Regions from separate parts of the Homo sapiens genome. Here region 1 is linked to region 2. The links are chromatin loops, found by intact Hi-C in ENCODE. Cell type or tissue: psoas muscle. All regions are shown on one strand. Links, peaks and the distances in the headings refer to the core of each region. The heading gives the core; the rest is flanking DNA. Region 1 holds the start of LOC101928882 (a long non-coding RNA gene). Region 2 overlaps LOC101928882 (a long non-coding RNA gene).

The links. Peaks named below come from ENCODE experiments on the same cell type or tissue, not always from the same donor. Only the 100,000 strongest peaks of a DNase experiment are listed, where the experiment ranks them.
Region 1: it touches region 2 in a loop (2.8-fold over the local background); 12 of 110 quality-filtered maps call a loop at or near these places.

What each region holds. Positions count from the first base shown.
Region 1 is chr3:180,867,311-180,872,696 of GRCh38, reverse strand. LOC101928882 (a long non-coding RNA gene) reads left to right here and starts at 2,519. Exons shown (of 14, transcript NR_109986.1): 1 at 2,519-2,650. LOC105374240 (a long non-coding RNA gene) reads right to left here and starts at 4,515. Exons shown (of 3, transcript XR_924752.3): 1 at 4,402-4,515; 2 at 3,861-4,006; 3 at 1,981-2,629. In psoas muscle, for the core only: no CTCF peak of the experiment used is centred there; DNase peaks (open chromatin) are centred at 896, 2,146 and 2,506; H3K4me3 peaks cover 4,048 bases; H3K27ac peaks cover 4,474 bases.
Region 2 is chr3:180,801,841-180,807,226 of GRCh38, reverse strand. All of the region lies in intron 3 of LOC101928882 (a long non-coding RNA gene), which reads left to right. Among named protein-coding and RNA genes, the nearest start is that of FXR1, 110 kb to the left of the region's middle. RefSeq lists an enhancer at 1,959-2,496. In psoas muscle, for the core only: CTCF peaks have their summits at 2,169 (motif pointing left) and 4,203 (motif pointing left); no DNase peak of the experiment used is centred there; H3K4me3 peaks cover 459 bases; H3K27ac peaks cover 483 bases.

The sequences.
Region 1 (5,386 bases), core at 274-5,273, 65 kb before region 2:
CCGGTTCAAGCAATTGTCCTAGCTCAGCCTCCCAAGTAGCTGGGATTACAGGAATGCACCACCACATCCGGCTAATTTTGTATTTTTAGTAGAGACAGGGTTTCTCCATGTTGGTCAGGCTCGTCTCAAGCTCCCGACCTCAGGTGACCTGTCTGCCTTGGCCTCCCAAAGTTCTGGGATTACAGGCGTGAGCCACCATGCCTGGCCAGGACCACTGACATTTTCTAAAGAGAAATCAAACACACAAATAGCAACTCCCCTCCCATTAAATTAAACAGGACACCAGGAAAATAAAAAATTCATGCATGTTGCTCTATCAGTGAAAATGCCTTTGGCTGCAGATAACCTAAAACAATGACTCGATTCACTTAATGAGGAAAACATATACTTTCACTTAGCAAGAGATTTTTCTAAGATTGCCTGGGAAAATAATGGGTCCCCAACAGAGCTGAGAAGTGGGCTCTTGTTTCCAGCTAAGGGTGGATCAGGAAGTATAAGAACAGAACATTTGGCCCATGTCATAGGAGTTGTAGTTGGAAGGGTCCTGCAGGATAGTGTCCAAAGAATCCATGAAACCAGCTTTAAGTGTGACTCAGCTTTAAACATCTGCCAAAACCAGAGAGCGCAAAGCCGTCTTAAAATAGTACCAGTCAAGGAAGAACTTTCTGCTTCCCTTTCTTCTCCTCCCTCCTCGTGTTCCAACTAAGAGGGGTCAGCTACAGCAGCTGAGAATGTGAGAAGAGGTGAACAAACAAAACAAAGATTACCATGTTCCCTTTTGCAAAGACAGATAGATGGCCTGCCACAATTACACCCTAACTGGGTAAAGGAGTGAGTGGAGGGAATCCTATTTTTATTGAAGGTTGAGGCTGAGTGCGGTGGCTGACGCCTGTAATCCCAGCACTTTGAGAGGCTGAGGCTGGTGGATCACCTGAAGTCAAGAGTTCAAGACCAGCCTCGCCAACATGGTGAAACCCCGTCTCTATTAAAAATACAAAATTAGCTGGGTGTGGTGGCGCATGCCTGTAATCCCAGCTACGTGAGAGGCTGGGGCAGGACAATTGCTTGAACCCAGGAGGCAGAGGTTGCAGTGAGCTGAGGTTGCGCCATTGCACTCCAGCCTGGGCAACGAGAGCGTAGACTCTGTCTCAAAAAAAAAAAGAAGGTTGAAGTATTGATTAACATAATGGCCTGGGCATTGGAGTTTCACCTTCTAGTCTGTGTAATGTGGTTTAAAGTGGTGATTCAACTTTGTATTGCCTAAGCATGAAAAGGAAAGTTAATCCTCCAAGGAGCCAGAAACAAATTCCTTTATTGAATATAATTTTCTGAGGGATAGTGGGAAATAATAATTTCCTGAGATCTATTGATTAGAAATATTCTATTTCTTTTGTGTCTTTAACTGCTCCCTCTATATTGGCTACTTTGCACAAGCATTTAAACGTGTTCAAGTCACCTCTATTTTAAAGAAAACACCTCATCTCCACACTCTAGCTATATTGATCTCTTGCTGTCTTCTTCCTTTTAAAGTCAAACTTCCAGAAAACATTAGGTGGGTGGCACGGGTGACTCTCCCAGGACCCTGAATTCCTGATTTCAGCAGTGGGCACATGATTCTGACTCCACAAATCATAATGAGCTATCTCTATGGGAACAGTGATTGGTCTAAGGAGTAGGTCTGTGACATAAACAGTTTCAGTCAGAGTACGTACTTCCTTGAGATTACTACTTGGAAGTTGAGAAGCCTGAAGCTCCTGGGAAACCTAGTTTTTGCCTCCACTACCTTACTGATCATGCATTTGCAAGATTAAGTATTTCCAATATTTATTATTATAAACCACATATTATATCTTTGTTACTATCGCTGTAGTATATGACCTGGAACGGCTAGACTAAGGTATATGCATATTTTTTAAAAAACAACTTTACTGAGATGTAATTCATATATCATACGGTTAATCTACTTAAAGTACACAATTCAATGGTTGTTAGTATATTTATAGTTGTGCAACTATCACTGATACAGAATGGCTGGGTTCCCAGCTAAACCCCACCCTTAAGCCTGGAATCACGGCCTTGAAAACAGCTGACCCTGTTTTTCTGCCCAAATGTTGTTTTTTTGGCCTGCCACGCCCCTATCCTGTGGCCATAAAAAAGACTTCAGCTGGCAGAGCAACACAAGCGGCTGAGCGGTGAGCAGAGAAGCAGCAAGAGTGTTGAAGACTACAGATAGACGCAGCTAACTTCAGATGGTGCGGCTTCAGGGAAAGATGACCCTCTTTCACCGTCTGCTTTCCAGTACCCATCCCACCAGGAGCCACCACTCAATCAAATCTTCCGCATACACTACTCTTCAATCCGTTCATATGACCTAATTCTTCCTGGACGCCGGACAGGTACCCCGGTGCCGAGAGGCCAGGGCTTGGACGCTGCTGTGAGGCCCGCACAGAGCCTATTCCCGCCAGAGAGGAGTGACCGGCCGGTTCCAGCATTCGGTCGCTCCGGTTCCCGCACTCGCACGCTCTGCCGCCAGGAGTGGCAGGAGGCGAGCTGAGTGAAATGAGCTGCTCCAGTTCCCGCCCACGAAGGGGGTTAAGATGAAGGGAACAATCCTGTCTCATCTGGGGGCCTGTCCAGGATATGAAAAACAGTGAGTTAAAATGAGGAACTTTTGGATCTGTGTCTTTTCCAAGACCGTGGCAACTCTCTCTTTCCTTTAGGTGAAAGGAATGTTGGTTTTGTTTCCCGTCACAGAGGTCTAGCAGGTCTGAACCAGGGGAGGGATACAGTGATTAAAGAAACCCATTTCAACAGAGCAAGAGGCTCTTCCCTCAGGTCCCCCCAACTTAGAGATACTTGAAGCTTTTTTTCTTTTCTAAGCGAGAGGATTCTTTTCCTACCTCAGCACTTTGCTTATGTTAGGGAGGCAACAGAGGAGCAACCCCTCCTGGCTGATAACTGCAAATTTGGCAAAGTCCATGTGGGACTTAAATCTAAATGAATCCATGCAGCCTCTGAAATACCTTCTTTTTTGGTCTCAAACTTGATTCTAAACTTCAGGTTGAGGCCCTAGAAAGGAAAACCAGATCTGAGGGAACCGAAGCCACGCAACAGTCCCAGTGTAAATGGGCAGGACCGATTCCTGCCAATTAACCCCCCGCTTCATGCAAGGAAGCCATGCTCCATGGTATAAATGAGGCCCAGGGAACTCAAAGGTTGTCGACAGTAGGGGAGGTAGAAGCACAGATGAGTGTGCGTAATTCCTATTTTCTAGGCCCTCCCTGCTTCCTGGGTGCAAGCCACATTGGCACCCATGGGTGGCACCTGCCAAGGTTGCCGAGACTCAGACAAAAAGAACAGAAAGGGAGAATGCCCGCTTTCTTTCTCCCTCACACCTCGAAATTTCACTGAAAGAAGAAAGGGAATGAGAGACGCCAAATTCCCTGTCTTTCAGAATGGGCAACCAACAAACGTGACCACCTCCAGTTTATACTTAGAAATGCACCCTGGGACCAGATAGTACTTTAGGGGACCTCCTGAAAGTAGCCACCTTGGTCATTTAGACACAAGGAAGAGGCAGAAGCTTTAATGACCACCATGCAAGCCCACAGACCCCAGAATTCCTCAGGTTCACCTGTTAACTGCCACAGATGTGACAAGAGCACTTATCTCTCTCATAAAGTTTAACTTCTCCCATACAAGGTTTAATTTCTTTCACCAGCGTGAGACAGCTTGGGGTACAATGTTACTAGTATATTTCACTTTTTATTTCTGTAATATTTCACACTAGATTCTTTCCTTGTATAATACATGTTTGATCCATGCATATTTGGCCATGTAAAGCTTGTTTTTTCTCTCACCTCGAGGCCATCAAAGCTCCAAACAGGCAGGCAGCCAGAGCCTCGGACTATGGCTCCCTTTCGCTGGGGATCCTTGGGTAGACTTCTGGGAGGAATCCAACTGCCGCTTTCGTTAAACAACGGAAAGACTGGTCGTTGTCCATATCCTAATGGCAGTTAGATGTGCCTCTTCAGAGGGGGGAAATGATACAGAACGGCTTGGCTCCTGGCTAAACCCCACCCTTAAACCTGGAACCACAGCCCTGTGTGAAAACAGCTCACCCCATTTTTGCCCTCAAATGTTGCTTTTTGGCCTGCCATGCTCCTATCCTGTGCCCATATAAAAAAGACTTCAGCTGGCAGAGCAACACAAGCGGCTGAGCGCCGGGTATATGCGCAGCAAGCAGAGAAGCAGCAACTGAGTGTCAGAGACTACAGATAGACGCCGCTAACTTCAGATGGTGTGGCTTCAGGGAAAAATCACTTTCTTTCCGCACCATCCCCTTTCCAACTCCCATCCTGCTGAGAGCCATTACCCAGTAAAATCTTCTACATACACTACCTTTCAATCCGTGTGGGTGACCTAATTCTTCCTGGATGCCAAACAAGAACTCAGGTGCCGAGAGGACAGGGGCTTGGATGCTGCTGTAGGGCCCGCACGGAACCTGCTTCCGCCAGAGAAGAGTGGCCAGGTCCAGGGTTCATTCTCTCCAGTTCCCACACTCCCTTGCTGGCACACTCTGTCTCATGAGGAGTGGCCAGTGGCAGGCTAAGTGAAATGAGCCACTTCCATTCCCACCCACGAAGTGGGTCAAGGGAACTATCCTGTCTCATTTCTATAATCAAGTTTAGAACATTTTTATCACCCCAAAATAATATTCTATGCCCATTAGCAGTCACTCCCCATTCCAACCCCAGTCCTTGGCAACCACTAATTTACTTTGTCACTGTAGATTTGTCTATTCTGGACATTTCATATAAACGAAATCATATAATGTGTTTTTTTTTGTGGTGGTTTCTTTCACTTAGCGCAATGCTATCAAGGTTGATCTATGTTGAAGTGTGTATGAGAATTTCATCCTTTCTTATTGCTAAATAATGTTCTACCGACTGGATGGATATACCACATTTTATTCATCCATTCATCAGTTGATGGACATTTGAATTGTTTCGTTTTCTGGTAGTTATGAATAATGTTGCTCTGAACATTTGTGTACAAGTGTTTGTGTAGATGAATGTTTTCATTTGGCCTGAGTATATACCTAGGATTAGAATTCCTGGATCATATAGTAACTCTATGTTTAACCTATCGAGGAAATGCCAGACTATTTTCCAAAGCTGTACCATTTTACATTCTCACCAGCAACGTACAAAAGTCCAAATTCCTCCACATCCTCACCAACACTTGTTATTGTCTGTCGTGTATATATATGCATGTATATATATATATACACATACATATAATAGCACAATATATATCATAAGCATAAATATAAAATGTATGTATATGTATACATACATACATATAGTGCAATTCTAGTGGTTTT
Region 2 (5,386 bases), core at 108-5,107:
TGCAGTAAATATTAAGGATATGGTAGCTATTTATTATTGTTGTATTTTAGCTGGGAGACTTCATCTCCATCAAGAAAAGTATTTTTTTCAGCATCTAAATAGAATATAATCACCTTTTTAATGCCTTTCTGAATTTCTCAAAGGGATGGTTTAGATCCTTTTTCTCTGCACTCAGCACACTCTATATATACTTCTGTTGTATGTCATATCACATTGTAACATAATTATTCTTTTATCTCTTTGACTCTCACTACATTGTGAATGCCTGTGAATAAGGACCATGTCTTATCTCTGCCCACAGCACTAAGTACAGGTCCTGACAATTGATAGAAATGCAATAAATGTTTGTTACATGACTGAATGGATGAAAAAGCAAAAGAATAAAGTTTTTGCTGTTCAGATGGGTGACCCGAAACTTCCTCATGACTCCTTATCATAGAATGTAAAGTATGGAGAAAGTGGATAAGGACTATGGTCCCAGTTCTTGTGGAAGTTGGCAATAGAATTAAGAAATTATGAGGCAGCTGTGCTGAAAACTATGGTCAAGGGTATCATTGGAGGTATCATCACAATACTTCTGATGTACAGGTAAAAGCTCCTTCTTTTCTGCCTATGTAGTCAGAGTATGTCATTGAAGAGGAGAAGCTTGTCTAGTTCTCCGTGAAGGAGGGAAAGCTAGCAAGCAGATTTTCATGAGGCTATCTACCCAGACTACATTCTCGTTTCCTAATTCACATGGGCAGTCCATTTCAGTACTGTTATTCCACCACTCCCTGGCCATAATTGATTGAGTTAGGGTGGACACCTAATCCAGGAGGAACCAATCCATTCATTGTACTGAATCAATTAGATTGTATCTCTTAGAAATTAAGACCCAGAGCCTGGCCGGACTCCAGGTACTAAACGTTGGGAGATACTCTTAGATTAATTGCAAATTTTTCATTTTTACTTGTTATTTGAGCATGTTTGTTACTTCTAATTCAAGGAATTTTAACCAAGACAGTAGGATCATTGATTTTACATGTATAGCAGTGCTTTGGAAAATATTCTCTCTCATAGTAGTGCCAGGGTTCTGTCTCAAAAAACATGTCAGAAGATGTCCTGCTAGTAGGGTGCCTTAAAGGCACTTCAGCCAAGGGGTCAAGATGGGCCTCAAAAATATTCTGTCTTGACTGTGATTTGGATGGGTCTTGGGGTATACCCTGGCCCATGCTAACCCTGGTGCAGCCATGAGAATCTCAGGATTTCTGGACTAGCCTTGCATCTTAGCATATTAGGAGAGAGAAGGATTGAGATCTTTTGGATTGGAAGCAACCTGCTGATATAAGGACAAAAGTGGCACAACTTGCTAGGGGTACAAATTTAAAAATATACATGTAGGGTGACTTATTCAGAATTTTGGAGTGAAAGTGGCATTATTCACAGTTGTATGAGAACAACAGTTACAAAGTGAAATTGTCTTTGGCAAACAGGGCTATATTGTCACCATATCTCTGGGTGATTTGTAGCAATTTACATATATTTAATTAATAAGGATCATAAGAACTGGTACTTATTTGGGAATACTCATTTATTTTTCTTATTTTAAAATCAAATTTTTATTCATTGTACACAAAAATTGTAAAATGTAGATATATAGGAAGAAGGTAATAAACCTGTCATCCAGCTTTCAAGGATAATGACTGTTAATAGTTTGGTATATCTCTTTCCAGATTTTTCTACTTATTCATGTAATACATTTAAATAAAAAAATTAGACCATATTGTATGTATTATTGTATGAATTGCTTTTTAATGTCCTTTCCATGTCAACATTATTTTTAATGGTTATTTTCTAATTTGTTTATTATGTGCCATCATTTCTTTAACAATCCCTATTCTGGGCCATTCAGGCAGTCTCCTGTTTCACTAATTGTGCTTTAAAAGGCCACTCATTCTCCTGCAATATTTTTTCTTGTGAAATAAATGTGGGGAAGTAGGAGTGGTTTGTACACAGGATCATGCCCTCAGAGATCTCTCGCGTTAGAAACGCGCTGTGAACTGTATACATAAGCCTGTTAAAACATTTTAGTTGGTCACCAAATCAAATGTCAGGTTTTTTTTTCCCTCTTCTTTCCAAGAAGACAAAGGGAAACATTTGGAAGCAAGTCCTGTGCACCCCCTTGTGTCACCAGGGTGGAATGTGCTGCTAGCATTCACATTCCTTCCCCGCATAAGAACAGACAGGCCTTCCGAATGCTAGAGAGGAAGTGAGCTTTCCAAAGGACACTGTGATGGAAATCAAAATACAAGAAAAGACAATGTAATATGTCTTTATATCTGAAGGGATTTCCTGTACCATGAAGTGATCTTGACTTTTAAGTACATTATTCGATAATTTTGTTTTCTTTTGTAGCCTACCTTTGGTATAATGCCATTTTGTATAATTAAAAAAAAAATTTTAACAGTAACATTCTCATTGTAGAAAATATTGAAAAGTATATAAAATTATTATAACAAAAGACCTAACAATTATTAACATATTGATTTATTTTCTTCTAGTATTTTTTCTGCATATACACACATATACATATATCCATATATAAACCGTATAGTGGATAGTATGGTGTTATAAGTGCTTGCCTCCTGCTTACTTTAAGTTGATGTTAAATTATCATAGAAAAGTCAGATTCCATATCTATCTTGTTCAGTGCTGAATCTCCAGTGCCAGGCAGAATACATGGCATGTTGTAAACCTTTGATAAATGCTCATTTGATTACTGAATCTTACTGTATTTTGTAATTCACTTAACCATTTCCCTGTTGTACCTCATTTTCAGTTTGTTCACTATTATAAATCACACAGTGATTAATTTCTTTGTGCATAAAGCTTTTTCCACCTTCCTGATTTTTCCCTCAGGTTAAATTTCTTGAATGCAATGGTTAGATAAAGAAAATAAAAAATTAATGTTCCAATCACAGAATGCCAAGCTGCTTTCCAATTCACATAAACATAAGCGGGGCCTATGAGTAAATGGCAGAGCTAGAAATCCAACTAAGATCTCCACCCAAAGCCTGCCTCCTTGACACTATTCTATGCTGCCTCTCCATCTATCTGGTTAAATAACTGATTGGACAATGATAATCTGAAGGCTCTGATTAATAAATTCTTATTAAGCCAATAATTCTAGCACAAAAAGGGAAGTTTTAGTTTGGCAGGGCTTTAATTTAGTAAAGCCATTCTGATTCATGATAACAGTGCCACCATTAGTCCAAATGGCACCTTTGTGTAATTTGGAAAAAGATAACCCTTCTCCAAGATATTTTGATGCCCTCTGCAGGAAAATTGTCTTAATAAATACATAAATCTATGAATATAGAGGCATGAATATAGAGCTATAAGGCACAAAACTTGGACAATTCTATTTTCTAAGCTCTTGGGAATTCTGTTTAATCTAGACGAGAGTTTTGTGAGGCTATAATGTCAAGCAAAATAAATTATATTTTCTGGAAGTGCCTTTTTGAAAATTATGATAACTTGCATCTTTCTTTTAATCTCTTGGTTCCTCTCTAGGTCTCTTTGTTTTTATAATGTTTCCAGTGTTTCTGCAATCTCATCTACAAATTCTCTTGCATCATAAATCCTCACAGTTTAAAGTGTGATGGTGGAAAATGTTGTTTTATAATAAAATTATTTCTTTTTAAATGCTTACAAGCTATAATTTTAATATATTTAAAGCCAGTTTCATGTGTATATTTTTATTTGAAATAATCTTAAAAACATGGTTATTAGAGAAATATTAAAGTTTTATTTCTGTAATATATTCACCCAGAGAATTTCTGTTATCCCTTCGATTATTTATCCCTTATGTTTCCATCAATTTAAAAAGTGTATTTGATATTCAAACATGACACCTTAGCCTCCAAGTGTAAATCTGTTAATATAAGCAGTGAGTGAGTCTTTACAGAAATATTATCATAAAAAATTTCTGTAAATATCTTATTAGTGTCCTGACAAGTTGAACAATTATGAAGACATCTGTACATTGATTTTTAATAATTGAAATACTGTTAAAGTATTTCTATAATGAAAGAAAATTTTTAAGTGGTATATTTTGTTTCAAATAACATTGAGATTTTTTTTTTTACATAGTAGACAGGGAATCATCTCATTGAGAACAGATTTTTCTCCTCTATTTTGTTCTGCTGCTGCCATCTAGAGTAAAAGTGAAGCAAAGGAAGCAGACCTCCACCAAATGGTGCAGATTCTAGATTCAATCAGGAATAGGGGAGAGCTTAAACTATTTTTCTTAATTTTTAATTGAAAAATAATTATTGTATATATTTATGGGGTACAATGTGATGCTTTAATGCATCTATACATTGTGGAGTAAGCAAATTAGGCCAATTAGCATATCCATCACCTCACATACTTATCACTTTTTTGTGGTGAGAACATTTAAAATCCACTGTTTTAGAAATTTTTGAAATATACAATACGTTATTACTAACTAAAGTCACCCTGCTGTGCAAAACATCACCAGAACTTATTCCTCTTGTCTAACTGGAACTTCATACCCTCTCACCAACATGTCCCCTTTCCCTCTCCACCCTTTTCACCCCGCTCAACTTCCAGTAACTACCATTCTACTCTGTGATTTTTTTAGATATCAAATATAAGTGAGACTACATGATATTTGTCTTTCTGTGCCTGGCTTATTTCACTTAACACAATGTCCTCTAGATTCACTCATGTTGCAAATTTTTCTGCTTTTTTATGGCTGAGTAGTATTTCATTGTGTGTGTGTGTGTGTGTGTGTGTGTGTGTGTGTGTGTAAAACTTAAAAACATTCATTTGGCCAGGTGCAGTGGCTCACACCTGTAATCCCAGCACTGTGGGAGGCCAAGGCGGGTGGATCACAAGGTCAGAAGTTCGAGACCAGCCTGACCAACATGGTGAAACCCTGTCTCCACTAAAGATACACAAAAATTAACCAGGTGTGGTGGTGCGCACCTGTAAACCCAGCTACTTGGTAGGCGGAGGCAGAAGAATCGCTTGAACCCGGGAGGCAGAGGTTGTAGTGAGCCGAGATCACGCCATTGCACTCCAGTCGGGGTGACAGGGCAAGACTCTGTCTCAAAAAAAAAAATTATTCATCTGTTGCTGGGCACTTAAATTGGTTTCATATCTTGGCTATTGTAAATAGTGTGGCAATAAACATGAGGGTACAGGTATTTCATTTACATATTAATTTCACTTCCTTTAGATATATACCCAGTAGTAGTAATGCTGAATCATATAGTAATTCTATTTTGAGTTTTTGGAGGAACCTCCATACTGTTTCCAAAATGGCTCCACAAATTAACATTCCTACAAAATGTACAAGGGCTCCTTTTCATCCACATCT